Regions from separate parts of the Homo sapiens genome. Here region 1 is linked to region 2. A link is a loop called in an ENCODE intact Hi-C map of the cell type or tissue named here. Cell type or tissue: heart right ventricle. All regions are shown on one strand. Each heading gives the region's core, and the rest is flanking DNA. Links, peaks and the distances in the headings are about the cores only. Region 1 holds the start of LOC105372157 (a long non-coding RNA gene). Region 2 overlaps RNF152 (ring finger protein 152).

Region 1 (2,919 bases), core at 113-2,612, 230 kb after region 2:
AAGGGAGTCTTTGTTATCACCTTAGGGGGCCAAAGTCCTGTATCCTTAACACTGCCTGTATTTATCTCTGCTTACTCCCAAGCCTATCAGTTAAAGGGGTGAAAAGCAAATCAGCAACAAAGCCAACTGTTAAAAGAATGAGATCTAGGGTGGTAGGTTAGCACTCACAAGTACAGGCAAAAATAGCCTATTGTTCCTGGGAAAGCAGAGAAAACACACAAATTAACAGGATGCCACTGTTTCTCCGCAGCAAATTCTTGGTTCTTGTCATCAAATCATCTCACTTTTGAGTTCAGAAGCATAAGGAGTGTTTCTACTTGTGGCTTTGTAAGAAGAAGAAATTTCTACTTGTGAATTGTGATGACATACCTTCATTTAAGTCTTTGTGAGGGGTGTACCATACAGTTAAAGAAAGTGTAGAATTTCTGTTTTAAATAAAAATACCTGCTTTTCAATTTTCCTGCATCTGTTGACAACTGGTTAAATATTGTTTTCCTCTCCCAGGAAAATCATTATCCTGGTGGCTACACTATGAATCGTACATCTCTGCCTCTTCCTTCTTCCCTCTCAAGTAAACCATGCACATTCATTTATTTAATTGTTCAACATGTATTTATTGACTGCCTTCATGGCATATTGTACTCTGCTAGGTGCTGGGTATATGGTGATAAGCATAATAGATGGTTTCTACCTGCCTAGAACTTACAGGTCTTGAAGGAGAGACAGATATTTTAAAATATTTACATAGACATACACACACGTATGTATAAACACACATGCATACATACATCTAAACATAACATACATGCCTACATATATGCATCATATAACACACAAATTAAAAATGGTAATAAATGAAGAAAGAGAAATAAGGCTGGGCAAGGTGGCTCACACCTGTAATCACAGCACTTTGGGAGGCTGAGGCGGGCAGATCACCTGAGGTCAGGAGTTCAAGACCAGCCTGGCCAACATGGTGAAACCCTTTCTCTATTAAAAATACAAAAGTTGGCTAGGTGTGGTGGTGGGTACCTATAATCCCAACTACTCAGGAGGCTGAGATGGGAGAATCGCTTGAACCTGGGAGGTGGAGTTGCAGTGACCTGAGATCGTGCCATTGCACTCCAGCTTGGGTGACAAGAGTGAGACTCTGTCTCAAAAAAAAAAAAAAAAAAAAAAGAAAAAGAAAAATGAAATGAAAGATCTAATTAAATGAGGGCAGTCAGCAGTGGCCTACCTAAATAAATAAATCACTTTTGAGATGGGTTGGGGCTAGAAGGCAGGAGAAAAGAATAGCAATGAGAGAGAACAAGCTGTATGAAGGCCCCCAAGGGAGTGGCGTGTTTGAGAAACTGAAAGGAGAGTGACTGACAGGAGTGAGCAGGAGCCCCATGGCCATCAAGGGTTTGGGAGTCAAAGCAGTGAATGCAATGAGATGCATTTAGGTTTAAAAGGGTCATTCTAGCTGTTGAATGGGGAATTGATTTGAGGGAACTAAGAGAGGAGAGGTGTTTGCCATGAACATAGAGCAATGGGCCAGGAATGGTGGTCAAGCCTATAATCCTAACACTTTGGGAACCCAAGGTAGGTGGATCGCTTGAGTTCAGGGGTTCAAGACCAGCCTGGGCAACCTAGGAAGATCCTGTCTCTATAAAAAAATAGAAAAAAAATTAGTTGGGCATGGTGGTACTCACCTGTGGTCCCAACTACTTGGGAGATTGAGGTGGCAGGATCATCTGAGTCCGAGACGTTGAGGCTGTAATGAACTGTGATAGTGCCACCACACTCCAGCCTGGGCCACAGAGTGAGATGCTGTCTTTAAAAAAAAAAAAAAAAAGGAGTGACGGATTCAAGTACTCTTGGTGGAACAATTGAGAACTTGTTGATAAATTGGACATGAAAATCATGGAGACGGATGTATAAAAGTGACTCTTTCCCCTTTGATTTATGCCCTGACTGTTCAGTTAATTTCTCTTTAGGTGACCTTTCTCCCATGACTGCGCCACTTGTCTCACTCCCAGTAGGAAATAAGCTGAACTGGTTTTTCCATTCTTCTCCGGGGCCTTGACTGGGAGAGGCCAGTCAGCTCCACAGGCAGCTTCTCTGGTTGAATAAATACCTGCAGGGGTTTATTAACTCCAGATCTTATACAAACAAATAATTTGAAAATGACTGAAACCACTCTAGAATAATGCTTATTTACAGGTTTTATATCATATATGATAAATGATTAAAGATATAAGATGAGTTCTATTATAAATTTCAATTCTTTTTCAGTAAGGAATTGGCTTTACCCCTTAATTTGTGTCAACAAAGAAACGGTTTTGGCCTGGAGTTTGTTCCTCCTCCAGGTCTGAGGATATTTTTGTTTGGCTGGTTGGTTGCTCCATATTGGCTTGCTTCAGGACATCTGAATAAGAATATTTGTTTCTTGGTTTTAGGCCTCTTACGAGGGACTCCTTTCGTTTGCTTCTAACAAATATGTTCAGTGCACTTTGAATAATGGGTCTTTGTCAATTGACTTCCACAGGTGGCTTTGTTTCTTTTCAAAATGTTTTAAAAACTTTTTGTGTTATCAGTAAATAGTCATAATTAATAAAAGCATAAGAGCTACTGTGTATTGAATGCTAAGAAATGCTGCTTACTGTTTTTTAGATGTAATCTCATAAGATGGGTGTCAGTGTTTTCCATCAAAGTCATGTGGTTATTAAGTAGTGGAGATGGAATCTGAACCCAGGCAGGGCTGGTTTCAAGGCCAGAGCCCTTGGCTATTACCTTGGGTGTCTGATGAAGGTTCCCAGTAACCTGAGTCCTCTGGGCTGAGGTTCTTTGTGGCAGCCACACTCTCTGGTATGACCTGTGATCATCCTCTGCTTTGGCAAGGGGAGGACATTTTTAACCACCTGAGCAGGAAACAGTGAC
Region 2 (2,919 bases), core at 325-2,824:
ATGGAAACCGGAAAGGAAGAAGGTGTTGGTTTTCCTGCTTCTTTTCCCATGGCTTCGAGAGTTACACTGTGTGATCCAGCAGTCTGACTCCATGATTGAAATCACAATTGGGATAAAGTTGGTAGAGATGCTTCTTAATTTACAGTGGGGTTATATCCTCATAAACCCCTCATAAGTTAAAAATATTGTAAGTGGAAAATGCATTTAATACACCTACTGACATCATAGCTCAGCCTTGTCTGCCTTAACTGTGCCCAGAAATGCGCATTAGCCTACAATGGGGGCAAAATCATGTAACAAGAAGCCTATTTTGTATTAAAGCATCAAATATCTCATGTAGTTTATTGAATACTGTATTGAAAGTGAAAAACAGATTGGTCGTATAGGCACTCAAAGTACGGTTTCTACTGAATGTGTATTGTTTTCACACCATTGTAAAGTCAAAAAATCAAAGGTCATAGGTCAAACAGTTGTAAGTAGGGAACCGTCTGTGCTTGTTACATGCTTAGGGATTTTCAATTTCTAATTGACTCACTGTCATTGTAGGATTTAAAGAGGGAGACCTCAAATAGTGTATCTGTGACCTGCATCTCCTTTGGGTGGTTCTTGATGTCCATGATTTCTTGGCCTAGATCACGTTTGGCTGCTAAGGCCTGGACTACGTTCTTCGTGGAGTTGTGAGGGGGCTGCTTGTGATCGCCTAGGAGTGGAGAGGATGCCTTATTTACCCCTTGATATACTAATGCCTGCATAAATAAAACTCATTGCAAACATCCTGCATGATGAAACTTACTCAAACATCACATAGACTTCCTGGTTACCTGCCTTTCATGCAAAGGAGGGGCTGAGCAAATGAAGATGTGCTGCTGGTGGGAGCAAAGTTATGAGGAAGTAGAATCTCCAAATGCTGTGTTCTGTGCTTGTATTTTCTCTTTCTACAACCTCCTCTCCCCTGCCACTATCGCATTCCCACCTACCAAGGAAGTGTAACTTTCCCGGCTCAGTTCTGATCTAGACATCCAGATAATCACACTTGGTGCACTCCTCACTGAGGTTTGACAAGAATTGAAGAGATTTTGGTAAAAGCTTTGACAGATACTGTAGAAATAGGGAGCATTCTTTTTTTTTTTTTTTTTTTTGAGATGGAGTCTCACTCTGTCACCCAGGCTGGAGTGCAGTGGGGCATGATCTCAGCTCACTGTAACCTCTGCCTCCTGGGTTCAAACTATTCTCCTGCCTCAGCCTCTCGAGTAGCTGGGATTACTGGGATAATTTTTTCTATTTTTAGTAGAGACAGGGTTTCATCATGTTGGCCAGGCTGGTCTTGAACTCCTGACCTCGTGATCCACCCGCCTTGGGCTCCCAAAATGCTGGAATTACAGGCGTGAGCCACCGCACCTAGCCAGGAGCATTCTTCTTACTATTGCTGTTTCTGCTCCTTGACAGATTCACTTAGTGACAGTTGCCACTGCCGCATCTTAGTCAAGAACCTTGTTTCTCTCTGGGCTATGACAATGGTCTTGCTCACTTTCTGGCTTTCCCACCCCACTCCAGTTTGGAAAATGCTGTCACTCTTAGACCATTAGGCCAATTAATCCTTCATCCCCTCACTTAATAACTTTTAGTTGCCCTTGTGGGAGGAAGCTCATATTCTTCAGTTTTGCTTTTCAAGTTTTCCCCAGGTTGACCCCAAACTTCCTTTCCAACCTCGACTTTTGCTCCGCCTGACTTTAAAACTGAACATTAGCTGGGATGGTTAATCCACTGTTGCCCAAAATGTTTTTCATTGCCTCTTTCTTATTCTAGCACATTCTGTGGCCTAAAATGTCCTCTTCCTTCCTCTGCCTCTATCCTATCATCGAAGCCTCAGTTCAGCTCTCAACTCTTCTGAAAAATTTAACTTGATCACATTAGCCTTTAGAAATTCTTTATAATCCAAAGTTCTCTGGCAAAATTGCCTCCATCTCTCATTTCATTCAACATTCATTCATTCATTCTACAAAGGCCACTTGTCATAGATTGTCTTGTATTATCACCTACGATTGAAGTGTCTTTTTCTTTCTGTTTAATTGCAAAGAATAGAAATTCACTCAAGCTTGTTTGCATAAAGGGAGGTGAATTGAAGAGATGTCCCAGGATGTCTTGTCATCAAGCCACATTTCCCAAGAGTTCCAGTGAATGGGACCCTTCCAGTTATCATTCACCCTGGACCTGCTTAGTGCAGGAGAGGGTTGGGGGCACAGTTCCTTCCAAGGGGGCCTGTGGCTGGCTGATGTAGCAGTTGTGACCTGCAATTAGCCTACAATGGGGGCAAAATCATGTAACAAAAAGCCTATTTTGTATTAAAGCATCAAATATCTCATGTAGTTTATTGAATACTGTATTGAAAGTGAAAAACAGATTGGTTGTATAGGCACTCAAAGAGATCTCAGTTCTCTTGCAAGCTCCTTAAAGATGACTGGATGAGGCTTTACACCATTGTGTGTTTGCCACCGTGTTTGTACACAGGAAGGGCTCAATAAACAAATCATTGGTGACTCTTTGACAACACAGAAAACGATTTTGACTTACAGTGATTTAAAGGAATTTTAGACCCTTTTAGCTTGAAGTCTTAAAGGAAGTTAAGAAGATAGAAACTTATTTTTAAGAGCTTCCCCTACTTGCATTAATAATGATTAAATGTTGAATCAAATTAGAATGACCAGGCTGCAGTACGTATACCAATGTTTGGGAGGTGAATGTTCTCAATGAGGGTCATGATTCTAACAAAATTAGTTGTTACTCAAAGCCTGTTTTTCAACTTCCATTTGCCTCCTACTTTGCCCACAAAAAAAAAAAAAAAAAAAAAAAAAAAAGAAAGCAAAAGAAAGCAAAAGAAAAAAAACCTCTACTTGGTGACATACAACAAGCAGCTTTAGG

What was found. A loop is a pair of places that touch in the nucleus more often than their neighbours do. Peaks named below come from ENCODE experiments on the same cell type or tissue, not always from the same donor. Only the 100,000 strongest peaks of a DNase experiment are listed, where the experiment ranks them.
Region 1: a loop joins it to region 2, with 4 times the contacts of the local background. A loop is called at or near these places in 2 of 110 quality-filtered maps.

The regions. Positions count from the first base shown.
Region 1 is chr18:61,651,176-61,654,094 of GRCh38, reverse strand. LOC105372157 (a long non-coding RNA gene) reads right to left here and starts at 2,023. Exons shown (of 3, transcript XR_001753472.2): 1 at 1,982-2,023; 2 at 1,692-1,809. In heart right ventricle, for the core only: no CTCF peak of the experiment used is centred there; no DNase peak of the experiment used is centred there.
Region 2 is chr18:61,885,922-61,888,840 of GRCh38, reverse strand. The region is part of intron 1 of RNF152 (ring finger protein 152); the gene reads left to right. Among named protein-coding and RNA genes, the nearest start is that of RNF152, 5.6 kb to the left of the region's middle. In heart right ventricle, for the core only: no CTCF peak of the experiment used is centred there; no DNase peak of the experiment used is centred there; H3K27ac peaks cover 406 bases.